2 separate regions of the Mus musculus genome follow, and region 2 is linked to region 1. A link is a loop called in an ENCODE intact Hi-C map of the cell type or tissue named here. Cell type or tissue: heart. All regions are shown on one strand.

Region 1 (8,000 bases):
AAACGAAAAGAAAAGAAAAGAAAAGAAAAGAAAAGAAAAGAAAAGAAAGAAAAGCAGCACCTTGGACAGGTTGTCACTGATATTGTGATATATATTACAGGAAAGTAATGAAAGGTTCCTATCTTTCATCTCTTCATTCTTTAGGGGTTGACATTTTTGGATGATGGTGCACATGGCAGAAAACCAATATATCTGCAAGAATAAGACAACTGCCTTATTTTTATATAATTGGTTCCTTGGTCAGAGTGGTGTTCTATATTATCTCTTACTAGCATGAGATAGAGACAAAGATGGAGAGAGAGAGAGAGAGAGAGAGAGAGAGAGAGATGGAGAGAGAGGGGGAGAGACAGACAGACAGACAGACAGACAGACAGAGACAGAAAGAATACCAAATTCAGACTGAAAACCTATTACACTGGAGTAAAATTGTTACGTCTACAGACAGAATGAACTGTGTGACCTTCACCACCCTCTGTTTTGTTCCCTGCCCTATATGGTAATTTATTCAGACATTACAGCTGGTCACTAATACCTAGTAATGGTGGCTTCAAGTTCAAACTTGATGAGAATTTTATGTGAAACTGTGAGTACAAATAATTTTGTTAACAGATAAAGAAATTTATTGTTCAACACTGTTATACTTGAATAAAGAGCCAGTCAATGTAAAATAAGTCACTTTGTCCATATGCTATTGAAAAATTCTTATTCATGAAGAGACTTATTGTATTTTCTACAACATAGAGTTTTGTTGTCTTGTAATTTCAGACTATGTACAGACTCTAATAGATAATATATTTTTCAATAACCCTGTAGTAATATCGCTTTCCATACCTGAAAATATGACTGGATTCTTAAGTACATATATTCAGGATTTCCTTTTTATGGTACGTGTAGATTATCAAATATGTTAGTAAAAATAATCATGGGTATGATTTTCCAATTTTGTCTGTCTTTGAATAAAGGTAAAATTGAATCCTATGAACCAGGATTTCTAAATATATCATTATCTATTTTTAATCAAAGCTTTAAAAACATAGTGTCTATAGTAGACAAGATCAATAAGGACACATTGCAGAAATTACAATGAATAGTAGTAATAATAAGAACATGTGGAACTATACGCACATGCAGCTCACATTTGAAAGCTGTTCTGAATTTGAAGCCAGTCTTACAGTTTCATCTTCTTTGATAAAAGAAATGGTACTGTTTGAGGCCCTTATGTAAGTTTTAGGACATGGCACCTTTGATTGATATATTATATGTATCAATTAGAGCTGTCTTTCTGGTTTTCTCTGTCTGCATCATGCATGGGGATAGAAATGTGCTCAGCCAGTTTCTTGCCCAAGTAGCCCTCTTCCATGCCTTCCTAACCATTCTGGACTCTCCAGGTACTGTAAGTAAAATAAACTACTTCTCTGATTTATATTTAGCCAGATTTTTTTTTTAAACAGCAACAACGAGAGTAACCAATACAGAATCCAGGGAGTACTCTTCCTGTTATGAGTTCATGGACTAGAGGATTCTGAGTTGATGAGCAGCTTAGCTCACACAGACTATTCATCCACTGTTCTAGCAACAAGCTTATGAAGATGTCAACATAAATCAATGACTATCAGTGGATGGTATGCTTTACATTCCAAATATCTCCTAGGTTCATGTGTTTAAGTACTTGTTCTCCAGACAGTAGTGATGTGTGGAAAAAGTGTAGAGACTTTGAATGGTGGAACTTAACTGAATTAGCTGTCCCTGTGGGATTTGGCCTTAGTATCTGTTTGAGGATGTGTGAGGTTATTTACTGAAGTATAAGAAGCTTCTTAACAGCTACACCACAGAAGAAAATGACAACTAATCTCAAAACTCTGAACTGCCAATTTCTCTCAGGAAAGGATAGTGTCTGACACAAAGTCCCTTAATCACCTTATCAAGGATAGAATAGCAGCTGCTATTCAAATTGCCAGGGAAAAGAGCATTTTTATATTAGTCCCTCTCCTTAGTAAAGCTGAAATTCATATTAACATAGGCTGTGATAGTATCACACTATAATTTTCCACTAATATTTCTATATTGAAAAATAGTAGATAAGCTAAGACTTCTTTTTTCTTACTTATACAAACACATCAAAGTCTCCAGAGTTTCTGAACACATCTGTTTATAAAGCAAACACAGGAACTGGAGAGAGATCATAATATGTGTTAACTAAGTCACTTGTAAGCTACCTTATATCCAAAATTCATTTTATGATTGATGCTTCCCTCACCTTTGGTTATAGGTTGAGTACAAAGCTCATGGATATTTCAGCAGTTGTAAATGCCCTACATCTGTGGATAGGAGTTATTCCAATATACTTATAGAGTTCAACTGAGGAAATGAAAAGTCTATTAATTACAATATTGACAATACTAGGAATTTATTAATAGGCTCTTTTAAGTAGGTTGTGATGTATCTATAGGCTTGTAGAAAAATTAGCTTCTTGCAATTGTTACTACCAAATCTTTTGGATGAACACAAGAAGCACGTATTTCTCTAGAAAAACAGACTCACTCAAAAAACAAAACAAAACAAAACAAAACAAAACAAAACAAAACAAAACAAAACAAAACTTCATTTGCCTTGTGCACATAGTGATAGTCTCTGAAGGGTACATTCTCTGTTACCAAGAGTACATAAACCAAATACTTTAGGCTGACCTATCTCACCTTGCAAACTGCCTCTAGGTACTCTTATCTACTGAACCAAGTGGCAAGACAACTTTCAGAAAGTACACAAATGCAGTTTGTAGGCCTTATACTACGATACAGGACAGACTAGGAAATGGGTAAAGAGTCATTTGAGCTCCTATGGGCTGGAGAAAGGTAAACAAAACTATATCCCTAGTTTTCCATTTTTGAGTTATAATATAACCCAGAAACTTATGAAGATTTAAATTGCTGCAGTACATATTTGATCATGAGGGAGCAAGCTCTGTAGGGCTCTGCTATACTTAGAGTCAGCCTGGTGATCAGAAATCATCTGACACTTTGTTTCTTTGCTTGTCTGGTGCTTGATGCTGGTTATCACTGGGACCTCAGCTGAGGCTGTGCCTGGAACAGCTCTATCTGCCCCGTCCAAACCACTACTTGGCATGTACTTATATGACCTAGTTCCAAGGATGAATATCCCCTGAGAATTATGTTGCAAGCTGTGAAATTTAAAAGACTCAGTGCTGTTTGGATTTCAAGGGAAGATCCTATAGGAGCAGAACTCTAGGGAAAGACATGTTAAAAGAATTTTATAATAAGGACATGTCAGAGAAAACATATTAGCCTGGACATGTTTTGAAAGTATACCCAGCATACCAAGAAATTCATAGAACTCCAAAGCTCTGGTACAGACAACTGATTTGAGTTCATGTACTAGTGACCTATAATTAACCAAATTTTAGGCTATACATATCTTTAAATTCCAAATCTCTAGTGAATGTACCAAACTGATTTTCTCAGTCTCATAGTCTATAGTTTTAAAAACCTGTCTCCATATATTAGGCAGATAATCCTTGGTATAAATCATCAAAATCTTGAAATTGGTCTATGTTTTAATTAATATGACTTTTTTTTTGTAACACACTGGGTTCTGAACTTAAAAGCTTTCAAATATTTGGAAGAATGAGCCTAAGACTGTGCTTCTGGGTCTGTGCCTACTGTACAGTGGTAAATCACTTGCCTAGCATTCATGTGGTCTTAGGCTTAACAACAACAACAGCAGCAACAACAGCAACACAGAAACACACACACACACACACACACACACACACACACACACAGTGTTCTTGCGTGCACATCTCTGTCATTCAGATCTTTTCAGAGTTATTTTATTTTTGTTCTATTTCTAAAATGTGGCAATCATTGTCATGCTTTTCTCTGAATTCACAGCTTCCATTGGTTTCCTACCCAGAATAGGAGTCTTATAAAGCTGTGCATTCAGATGATAAAATGTGGTCAACAGGGGCTTAAATCTTACAGTTGCAATTGCTATTTATACTAAGAGAAACCCCTTAACTCAACCTTCAAATTTATATGTCATTGTCTTTTAAAATTTCCAGGATGTTTATAAACAACTCACCAAGCCATTTAGGATAATTCTCATATATCTTTCTATGGTTCCTAAAATCCTACTGTCAGACCCCATACTATAGACATTCTAGTGAGATCAGCTTGTTAAAAGCAATGAAAAAAAATAATGTTTTAAAATCATGATAAAAATTTTTTATCACAATTTAAAAAATATTTTATTAGATATTTTCTTTACATTTCAAGTGTTATCCCCTTTCCTAGTTTCCCCTCCAAAAATTCCCTCTCCCCTCCCCTCTCCCCTCCCCCCCCCACTCCCCAAAGCCCCCACTCCCATTCCTGGTCCTGGCATTCCCCTATACTAGGGCATAAAACCTTCACAGGACCTAGGGCCTCTCCTCCCTTGATGACTGAATAGGTCATCCATCCTCTGCTACATATATAGCTAGAGCCACAAATTGCATCATGTGTTTTCTTTGATTGGTGGTTTAGTTCCAAGGAGCTCTGGGGGTACTGGTTATTTCAAACTGATGTTCCTCCTATGGGGTTTCAGACTCCTTCAGCTCCTTGGATACTTTCTGTAGCTCCTTCATTGGTGACCTTGTGCTCTGTCCAATGTATGATTGTGAGCATCCACTTCTGTATTTGCCAGGTACTGGTAGAGCCCCTCAGGAGACAGCTATATCAGCCTCCTGTCAGCAGACTTTTGTTGGCATCTGCCATAGTGTCTGGGGTTGTTTATGGGATGGATCCCCAATTGGGGCAGTCTCTGGATGGTCATTCCTTCAGTCTCAGCTCCAAACTTTGTCTCTGTAACTCCTATGGGTATTTTGTTCCCCCTTAAAGAAGGATTCTGAAATTCTGGGCTATTATCCACTTATCAGTGAGTGCATATCATGTGTGTTCTTTTGTGATTGGGTTACCTCAGTCAAGATGGTATCCTCCAGATCCATCCATTTGTCTAAGAGTTCCATAAATTCATTGTTTTTAATAGCTGACTAGTACTCCATTGTGTAAATGTACCACATTTTCTGTATCCAATCCTCTGTTGAGGGACATCTGGGTTCTTTCCAGCTTCTGGCTATTATAAATAAGTTTCTATGAACATAGTGGAACATGTGTCCTCATTACATGTTGGAACATCTTCTGGATATGCCCAGGAGTGGTATTGCTGGATCTTCTGGTAGAACTATGTCCAATTTTCTGAGGAACCACCAAACTGATTTTCAGAGTGGTTGTACCAGCTTGCAATTTGACCAGCAATGGGAGAGTGTTCCTCTTTCTCCTCATCCTTGCCAGGATCTGCTGTCACCTGAGTTTTTTATCTTAGCCATTCTGACTGGTATGAGGTGAAATCTCAGGGTTGTTTGCTCTTTCCTACATTTTCCTATATTTCTAGAGTGGCCTCCCTTTTTTCTTTATTGTTTCTACTTTCATTTTTAGATCATGGATGGTTTTGTTCAAGTCTTTCACCTGAATGGATGAATTTTCCTGTATTTCTTTAAGGGAGTTGTTTATTTCCTTCTTATAGTCCTCCATCATCACCGTGATAGGTGATTTTAAATCCATATCTTGCTTTTCTGGTGTGAAGGTGTATTCAGGAATTGCTATGGTGGGAGAGTTTGATTCTGATGATGCCAAGTAACCTTGGTTTCTGTTGCTTCTGTTCTTACACTTGCCTCCTGCCATCTGAATATCTCAAATGCTCCCTGCCCTCAATATATCTGACTGGAGCCTATCCTTCCTGTAATCCTGGTTGATTCAGGACTCCTCAGAGTCCAGCTTTCTCTGTGATCCTGTGACTCCAGGATCCTGTGAACCTGAGATTCTGGGTGTGTCAAGAGTTCTTGGCAGTCAAGCTTCCTGAGACCCTGAGATCCTTATGTGACCAAGCTTCTGGGATCCTGGGATCCTGGAATCCTAAGTTCCTGGGTGTGTTACAGTGCTTGGAAGGGATACTTCCTCTGGGGACCATGGGGCTGTCCACTGTGCTTGAAACCAAAGTAGACCAGCATGGAGCAGAAGGAACCTGAGCTGCTGGTCGGGCGGGGCTCCTGTGTCCTTACTCCTGCTGTTACAGGCCCCTCGTATTCGTCTTGGAACAGATGTTGTGTTCCACTTACCAGTGATCCTAAGATCCTGGGCATGCTAGTGCATCTGCAGCATGGAAGGTCCACTGGCGACTGTCGATAAAAAATTTTAAATGTGTTGATGTCCTTTACTGAAACAATCAGGTCTACATAAATGAGTTTTAAACAAAAGAGTAAGCTATGTTAACTTCCTCCTGGATGTTTTGCTAAGACAAATTCGTGGAAAACACAAAGATGGATGGAAGATGTTTATTGGATGGTCTGATGTTTAGATAACTGGTATGTCTTGTTACAGTAGAAAGAGACAATGTTTGAAGGTGCAGTTACCAGAATCATTCTTGTCACAACAGATGAGACACTGAACAAAAAGTCAATGAGAGGGTTAGTATTACTAATAATTTATTTTATTAATTAATCATCTTCTGCAGAAGACTAAATTACTACTACTACAACCCTCACTCTCTTATCCCCCTAAAACTTTTAATTTTGTAACATATTTTCACCTTGTTAGAATTTGTAGCATTTTTCCTTTTGAATTCAGAATTCTACTTGCTTCAAAATGTGAACTGTATATTTATGCGATTTCACATGCTTTCAAAGTTTGTACATGTCTTTTTATTTGTTTGTTTGTTGGTTTTTGTTCTTTTAATTTTGGAAACACTTTTGGTTTGCAAAATGTCGGTATATAGATTTCTCCCCCCCCCCACTCCCAACACACAAATATGAAATGTGGTCTTCCCTGTTTTTTTCACATATGAGAGGATCTCCACTTTGCTTTGCCTTTTTGTTTGTTTGTTTTTGTTTGTTTGTTTGTTTGTTTTGTTTTTCGAGACAGGGTTTCTCTGCAAAGCACTTGCTGTCCTGGAACTCACTTTGTAGACCAGGCTGGCCTCGAACTCAGAAATCTGCCTGCCTCTGCATCCTGAGTACTGGGATTCAAGGCGTGCGCCACCATGCCCAGCTCCTTTGCAAACATTTCCAGTGTTTCCACATTTTTACTGCCTTGTTTCTGTTTGTGTCTGAGCTCTGTTCAGTTTTCTCTTTGCTGAACATTTATTCTCCTTTCCACTCACTTAAATAAAATATGCTTTAACAATTTCTGACTCTTCAAATATCTGGTATATAATTCAATACTGATTTCTATCTTTTAATGTGGTTTGGCATACTGGGCATATTTTGGATTACTGATGCATTTTGGTTTAATGTTCATTTCATGGACATTTTCTGGTGGTATCATTTCTTTAAATCAGTTTCCAGGTTGGATTGAGTCATTCTGTTTTAGTAGCCCTCAGAATGGTCACTGCTCTGTTTGTCTCTATTACCCTATTATCTCATTCTTATCATTTCAATCTATCTTTTTCTCAGCCTTTGAGCCAGAACACAGAACGCAACAGATACTATCCTCCTTATTTTTCTAGTATCACTCTAGTTTGTAAGGTTGATCTGCATTCTGCTTCTCTAACATTATTTTAAAAAGAAAACCCAAACCAAAACACTTCAGTTTTTTCATGGAATCTTTACTACCAAAGTAATCTTTTGAATGTTTACATTTCTGAAAAATTTCTCTTCTACTTTTTGGTATTTTATAAATTTTTCTTCATTAATATTTTGTTAATTCAATATAAAGAAATATCTCAGAAAAACAATTTAAGGTGCTTTTCAAAGGGAATTGGGATGTAAATAGATGCTAGACTATTTCTTATAATGTCACTATTTTTCCCCTTTATTTGTTCTTATCTGATCTCAATTGATAAAAAGTGATGAAACTTCTAGTACTCACATCATTCCTCAGCCTCTCTCATTATAGTATATGAAAAATAACTACGTAGTTTTAAGCTCTAAATTCAATAAATTACTACTTCTG
Region 2 (8,000 bases), 58 kb after region 1:
AGGCTTTTGCCTCAGCACAGGACTTGCCTCAGTACAGGTCTCGCCTCAGCCCTTGTATCCAATCAGTCCAAGTCCTTGGAAGTAGCAACAAACTGCAGCACACCACAAGTTTTTTGGTGTACATTTCTCTATGATGTCCTGACAAATGCAGCTCAATTATGCAATATAAGCTGGACCAATAATGCATGTCATTAGCAAAGAATCTTTCATCACATGTTGTTTCATCTGCTTGCTTTAGCAGAACATCCTCTCTCCTGTATCTGCTTCAGCAAAACCTTCCTTCACAAGTCTGCCTTAGCCATTCATATCTGTGTCTACTTTAATGAAATGAGACAAAGTCCAAGGAGAATGAATAGAAATAAGTAGTTGTGTAGGCTGGGGAGCCTGGAGAAACACTAGAAAGTTCCAGATTCCAGAGAGAGGTGCCCAGGTCCTAGTGAAGATGACATTAGCCAAAATACCCAACAGCAGGGAGATAGAACGTGAAGAGACTACCTCCAGTAGATAGACATGAATCACACGTAAGGATGGTGTCACCCACCCATCTAAAATATGTAAACCCAGAATTATCCCTATCTAAAGGAAATGCAGGGACAAAATGGTGAAGAGGCTGAAAGAAAGGCCATCCAGAGACTTCCCCCATTATGCTATCCATTTCATCAGCAGACATAAAACCCCAACACTATTGCTGATGCCAAGATGTGCTTACAGACAAATGCCTGGTATGGCTGTCCTCTGAGAGTATCTGCCAGCACCTGATGGATACAAATGCAGAAACTCACAGCCAAACATTGGACTGACCCCTGGGATGGCAGTGGAAGAGTTAGAGGAAGTGTTAAAGGTGTTGAAAGGGATTGCAATCCCACAGAAAAATCAACAGTATCAATTAATTGAGCCCCTTAGAGCTTCTAGAGAATAAACCACCATCCAAAAAGTATACAAAGACTGGTCCATGACTCCTGCTACATATGTAGCAGAGAAGCCCCAGAGAAGGGGGATGCTAGAAGGGTGAAGTGGGAGTGGGTACATGGGTGGGTGGGAGAGAAACATCTTTTATTTTTCTTTTATTGGATATTTCCTTTATTTACATTTCAAATGTTATATCCTTTCCAGATCTCTCCTCTGGAAATCCCCTCCTCCTTTCTCTCTCCCCCTGCCTCTATGATGGGTGTTGTCCTATCCACCTACTCCCACGTTCCTGCTATGGCATTCACCTACACTGGGGTATCAAAACCCCTCAGGCCCAAGGGCCACTCCTTCCTCTGATGTCCAACAATGACATCCTCTGCCACATATGTGGCTGGAGCCCTGGGACCCAGGGAGAGAACCCTATTAGAGGTAAAAGGGAGGTGCATAGGTTTGGGGAATTCATGGATGGGAGACCAAGAAAGGGAATAACATTTGAAATGTAAACATATAAAATGATTAATAAAAAAAAATAATTTGTAGGTCTCAACTTAAGTACCTGTTAGCATATGCTGGTATGCTCTGTAAATATTATTATAAATAATTCTTAAGCCAGGAATGGTCATGTCCTCTTTTAGCACTCAAGAAACAAAGACAGGTTAATCTCTATGAGTGTGAAGCCAGCTTGGACAATAAATAAATAAACAAATGTTTTATACATAACATAAATATATTTATAAATATATAAATTTAATATATTATAAATAGATAGGCATTGAAATAAGTAAATAAGTAAATAAGTAAATAAATAAATAAATAAATAAATAAATAAATAAAATTTTGCCTGAAGTATGTGCCGAGATACAACAATATTTCATGGTATCTTTCTATGTGATCCAAGAGGTTTAAAATATATATAAAATCAATTTTTTATATTTGATAATCATATAAACAGAATTTGAAATGCACAAGGGAGAATTGGTAGTTTCCATTAAAGTAATTCGTGGGCTTATGAAAAATCAAATTAGTGTTGATACTTTCTGTCTTAAATGGGCTGGCCAGCAATCTCCAAATATCAAAATCTTAGCTGATATTCTGTCACCCATTGGTGATGGAAAAATCTGATATATTGAAATATTCTTGGAGTGAGTCCCTTTAAGTTTCAGGAAGTTTTAAAAAAAATCTTATAAGACTCAAGAAGCAAAGACACCACAAGATAGCTAAGAATTTCCTGAAATCAGAAAGATCCACAATGGCATTCTCCATGGTTGAAAGCAGTAACAAATTCTCTGGAATGCCAACCTCTGAACTGTTGAGCTGCCTGGGTTTCCCCCAAGGGAGCTCCAGGGATGCAGGCATTCTGAGTCATCACCAATGCTTGCACATGATTTAGGTGATACAACTGCCTTGGTGCCATCCCTATTCTTATAAATAAGTCCAAGAAACTTATTGATTCACTAAGTTAGACTTGTTATCTTCCAAGATACCTAGGATTTTCTTAGGAGTGTTTACTACTAATAAACTCAGAATTATTTATTTCCTTATTTATTTAAAAATAAACAGACTTATTTTCAAATACTTGACAGTATTACACTTAGTATTTTACCCAAACAAAATGATTTAATGGGTATAGTCATCATTTGCTGTGTGCTTTTGCATTAATGTCAAATAGATGCTGTGACAAATTATCTAATGTTTCATGGTTTATATAAACAAAGATTTATCCATTGTTTTCTGTTATACAATATAGAAAACAGGTTTATAAGCCCAGAGACAAGTATGTGTAGGCCTATGATTCTTATTTTCATCTCTTGGAAAGATTTTACAGATTTGAACCATCTGTTGCATTCATTTCTTTACTGTGATGGAACTCTCTTTGCTAGTATCTTTCCCAGCTTCTAGAGGCTGCCTGTATACATTGGGCATCTTTGTCCATTATTCAAAGCAGCTATCAGGTTCAAGTCTTGTCTACATATGCATGAGATCTCTTTTCTTCTGTGTTTCCTTCCTGATTTATCTGAAGACAAATGTCCTTGACCAATATCCCTGCTGCCTTAGGAGAGCAAAGGTTATACTAGCCACCTGGATTATTCAAGATCATTTTTTATTCTTCATATTAAGAACCTTAATATGAGGGTGTAAATAACCTTAAGTCTGTCTATGAAGTTGTTTTAGATCAGTAACTAGGGTGGCACTTGATTGAATAACCAGGGATGAAAATCTAGGTTGGACATGTTTATAAAATTTCTTATGACATTATTATCCTTATTTTTATATAAAAACAAGCTAAATACTAAGCATTCAAACATTCAGCAATGATATAAAGTCTAAAGTAGAGCAGCTGCATATTCAGGCATAAGACACTATGATAATTTCTATTTTATAATAGGGAATTGAAACAGATGCTATTATAGTATTCCAGACATTGAACAGACAACATAAATTAAGTAAACTACCAGGATACACCAATAGTAATTCTGGAGACATTAAATATTTAAGTGTAAAAAAAAAGCATATAAAACATATTAGAAAAGTTGGTGGGTTTCTATCTCCAACTGAAATCATAACCCTATAAGACACTCAGAGAAAACAACATAGCAGAAAAATTACTATCTACAATAGAAATGTTATAATTCAAACCCTATTTTTAAGGGAGAGAATATCCTCATAAGATTCAAATCATATGTAAATCTCTTAGAAACATAGTATTCAGTTGTTTTTTTGTTTTTTGTTGTTTTTTTTTTTTTCAGTCACAGTCTTCTCACAAGCTTATAAAAGACTTAACACTTAAAGGTGAAATATTAGTCTAATTTCTTTTTTTGGAACAGAAAAAAAAAAAAAAGAAAAGAAAAAAAGAATGGTTTCCACCTTGCTTGCTTGTATTATACTGTGAGAGGTCCTAATTATCACAGCAAGTAAAACAGCAGAAAGAAAACATGCAACTCGGGAAGAAAAAGCCTTGTCACAGCTTGCTGACAAGATAATTCTTTAAATACATTTAAGATAATATGACAACAGCTTATTCATTTTTATTAAAATGAAAATTTAGTATTCATGAAAAGAAAATTAAATTTGACACTGGAAATCAAATATATATGAGGAATTGCCATCATGGTGAGTCCCTGAGAATTCTGAAATAAAATAAATATCAATGTAGCAAATTAACTACTTCCTAAACACAATCTGAAAACATCAGAAAACACTACAGCTCAAGAAGCAGAATTTTCCCGTTGTCTGAAACTTGGGATAAAGGTACAAGAAAGAGGACTGTAACAATTGTTTAAATCTTTGGAGAAATATTTAACCTAAATTGACTATATCCCAGATCATCTTTTTTGCAACTTTAGGCCCCTGAACTCCTTATTTGTGAAGTTTTTATGTGATCACACCCACAATTGTTAATCTTTTGAGGATGCAAATAATTTGAACTTTCTCCAGAGTTGTGAAACTTGGCAGAGTTTCTCCAAAACTGGGGTGAGTTATTGCAGGAGTTGGGAGTGATGGTCATCTTTTGGTGTATAATTGTCACAAACAGGCCTGCTCTCCTTGTTACTGCGATGGTGTGGGATCATAAATTTAGGGGCACTACTTCCAGTCATGAAAGTAAATGAACATGGCTTTGTTGACTGAAATCAAACACAGGAGACTCTAGATTCTCCATTGCACATGATTAAAACCTCGCTTGTCTTTTAGTCCAGCCATGCTGAAATAAAGTACTATGCTTTTCTCCCTCATACTCTATCTTGAGCGTCGTCTGTCACATTTTGCTTGGGTTTGTATAATATTTGCCTTAGCATTGCACACACAGGAGATGGAAGCAGAAATGATGTGTCCTTTAATCTATTTATGTAACGTAAAAATCAACCACAAACTAGATGTAGAAACGTGGAGTTCATGAACTTCAAGTCAGATTTAAATTTTGATTTGTTTTTCCACAGACTATTTACTGAGAGTGAGTTAGATTTATGAATATGAAGCATTTTACATCATTTCCATAGGCTTAACTAGTTCTTTGAGAGTTTCATAGAATATACTTTGATCATAATTAACTCCTTGTCAAATCTTCCATGATCCATTCTTCTTCACTATCCAACCAATTTTGTAGTTATTTATTTATTTTTGTTTTCCTTTTCACTTTTTAATCCTTCAAAACACATATTTGTGCTGTTCAAAAGTTTTTGGATATCTAGTCTTCTTCTTAAATATGGTTGACTTACCAGGGACACACGAGCAGAGAAAACTGTCTCCTCTTTAATAGAATAACTAAATTTGTCAGGAATTCCCTGACTAGGGATGGGATTGTGTGCCCAACTTCATTTTGAATGCTGGAATATAATCCTGCTGTTCTTTAAGGTTTTGTTGATGGTGTTACAACTATTATGGGTTTATATATGCAGCTTCTGCTGTGTCCACAAGATATTTCCACTATCTCTGGCTGATATATAGGTTTCATTTTGTGATGTAAGAATTAAGTCTAATCAGAAAGTACTGGCTTACTCTGAGGTTGTTCTTGCATCTTTTCACCAGTAGACAGGTCTCACCAGGACAGTAGTCATTGTAATTTGGAGGTTCATAGAGAGCTATCATTGATGACTGCTTTCCTACTATGGTAAGCTGTACGGTATGTTCTATAATTATAAAACCTAGCCAGTAGGGAGGAAGCAAACAGGTCTATACCAACTTGATAAAAGCTATAACTTTACTATAACTAAGGATATATATGTGATATCTTTGGAAGTGGGTTCTTATCATAAAGTCCTGGTAGGTATCAAAAAAAATGACAATATATTATAATGTTTGAGGTCTTTAAGAATCACTGGCTAACAACTCCCAACATGATAACATATTCATATTACTAAGATTTTATTAGTTTATGATGCCTAGCAGGAGACAGTATATGTGTATATGTGTGTGTGTTGTATGTATTTTATACATCATTACATTTTGAGCCAAACATATTCTGAAAGTGATGACTTCTGTCTTAGAAGCCATTAAGAAAAGAAAAAGAAGGCAATGAATAGTTTACAGAAAATGATAGATTAAAAACATAAGAATTTTAAATAAGCGATCAAGGCAATTATCAAGGGTATTGGTTGCTCTCCACACATTGCGGATAAGACCCTATTACTGAAGACAACTCTGTCATAACTCATTGAACATGGAGAAATCGGCCTGCTACCTCCCTGTTATGGACTAATGTTAGTGACATAATTAGATACTCTTCTCTGTCAAAGGGGAAATGTGAACCTTAGTGCCGCCACAATACCTTCACCATGCACTGATGACCTTTTGCAAGATGCGTTATTGCAATAGCAGCCCACAGAATGTGGGAGTAGCCAACCAGTTATCTCATTTGATTTAAGTTTCACTGCATGAGATGAATCCAAAACTCAACGCAGCTCAGGTGGCAAAGAACCTGAGACTGGATAGGTCAGGGACCTAAAGTAAAACCGAGTACTGCTTTTCTGCTAAAAAAAAAAAATGTATCCCTACCTACAATCAGCTATACTCATCCTTGCCCAGCATTCACCATGGAATCTTCTTCCTGCAGTTCATGAAAACAAATATAGAGACCCATAGCTGGAAAATGTACAGAGTGTGAGACCTTGAAACACTCAATCTTAAATGAGATGAGTCTTTCAAATCCCTCTGTTCAGCACTCCGGGAGTTTTGCAGAAGAGGCAGAAAGATAGTAAAAGCCAGAGATGATGATGGTCTCCAAGGAATAAGATATTCTAGACACATCAGGAATAAATTGTGATTCACATATGGACCTACAGAGACTGTGTTAGCAGCACACACACGTGTCTGCACAAGATGAGCTCCCAGCATTGGAAGGAAAAATATACACAAGCTTCCATCCCTATCCAAGAAGCTATCTCCAATTGATAAAAATTGGCAAATAAAAATTTATTTTTTCTTCAATAGAGTCTCACTGCAGATACAGACAATGCCTAAGGGCAAGCCCCATGTTCAGAATAGATGACCAACAAAAAATGAACTAAATGAGATCTTTGCACATTCTTTTTCTCATATTTTGACAGGGTATATTTATAAAACCTTACATGTTCCTTGTAAGTAAGTATATATTGCAAGTATGTAAGTTTCTGTTTTCTGTGTTTTTATGGAATTCCTGTATGTGAGAATATGTATCTGTGCATCTAATATGAGTTTCTGGTGCTTTTTATTCTGTTTGCTTCCTTTGTCCTATCAAAGTCTGATTTTTGTTTCAGTTTATTTTATTATTATTCTCTAGATTGTTGATGGCTCTGCAGCAAGAGACAAAAAGAGAGTGGATTCAGGTCGAAGGAGAAAGGTAGAAGATTGCCTAGCAATTAGGTGGCAGTGGTGGAGGGAACCCCTAATCACAATATATTGTATGAAAAACAATCATTTGCATAAAAGTAATAATAAAGAAAAAATATATTAAAACGTATTTTTTTATGTTGTACTCTTCCTAAGGTCGAATATCCATTTAGAGCTTTAAAATCCTTTTATGGAGATCCAATTTCAAGTATTTTGAAAGATTTTAAAAACCTAAAAATGATTGTATCAAAAAAATCTAGTATTATATTTTTAAAATTTAATCAAAAGGAAAATATGTATAATTTTTTATTAGAAAATATGTAATAAATTTTATTAAAGTACAAAGTATTAGTATATTAATTATTCTCAAGTACATCTTCAAATTGGAAAATAAATTGAAAAAGTAGCTTAATCTACCTATTACTATATTATTAATCTTTATGTAACTTTTGGGATTTAAGAAGTAAATGTCAAAATTAAAATTTATGGAATATATCTGAAGAAAATGTTAATAACATATAATAAGTAAACATTTTTTAATGTTGTATATAAGCATAACGAAGCTTGTTGGGAATTACTGATCAACTGTATTGTTTTAAAACTTAAAACATTAGTCAATATAATATGACAAGTTGAAATGAAGAGCAGAGAGTATGTGAACCCAATTCGGTGTCCTCCTATCATGTGTGTATAGGTCTCTAGTGTCTGCACACAATATCATGCCTCAAAGATATATTTTTTGTTGTTCATATGCTAAACTAATATCTATCCATACATTACATTTCATC

Evidence for each region. A loop is a pair of places that touch in the nucleus more often than their neighbours do. Peaks named below come from ENCODE experiments on the same cell type or tissue, not always from the same donor. Only the 100,000 strongest peaks of a DNase experiment are listed, where the experiment ranks them.
Region 2: a loop joins it to region 1, with 7 times the contacts of the local background. A loop is called at or near these places in 4 of 42 quality-filtered maps.

The regions. Positions count from the first base shown.
Region 1 is chr6:21,106,482-21,114,481 of GRCm38, reverse strand. No RefSeq gene overlaps it. Among named protein-coding and RNA genes, the nearest start is that of Gm26373, 18 kb to the left of the region's middle. In heart, no CTCF peak of the experiment used is centred here; a DNase peak (open chromatin) is centred at 3,061.
Region 2 is chr6:21,048,391-21,056,390 of GRCm38, reverse strand. No RefSeq gene overlaps it. Among named protein-coding and RNA genes, the nearest start is that of Gm23960, 39 kb to the right of the region's middle. In heart, no CTCF peak of the experiment used is centred here; no DNase peak of the experiment used is centred here.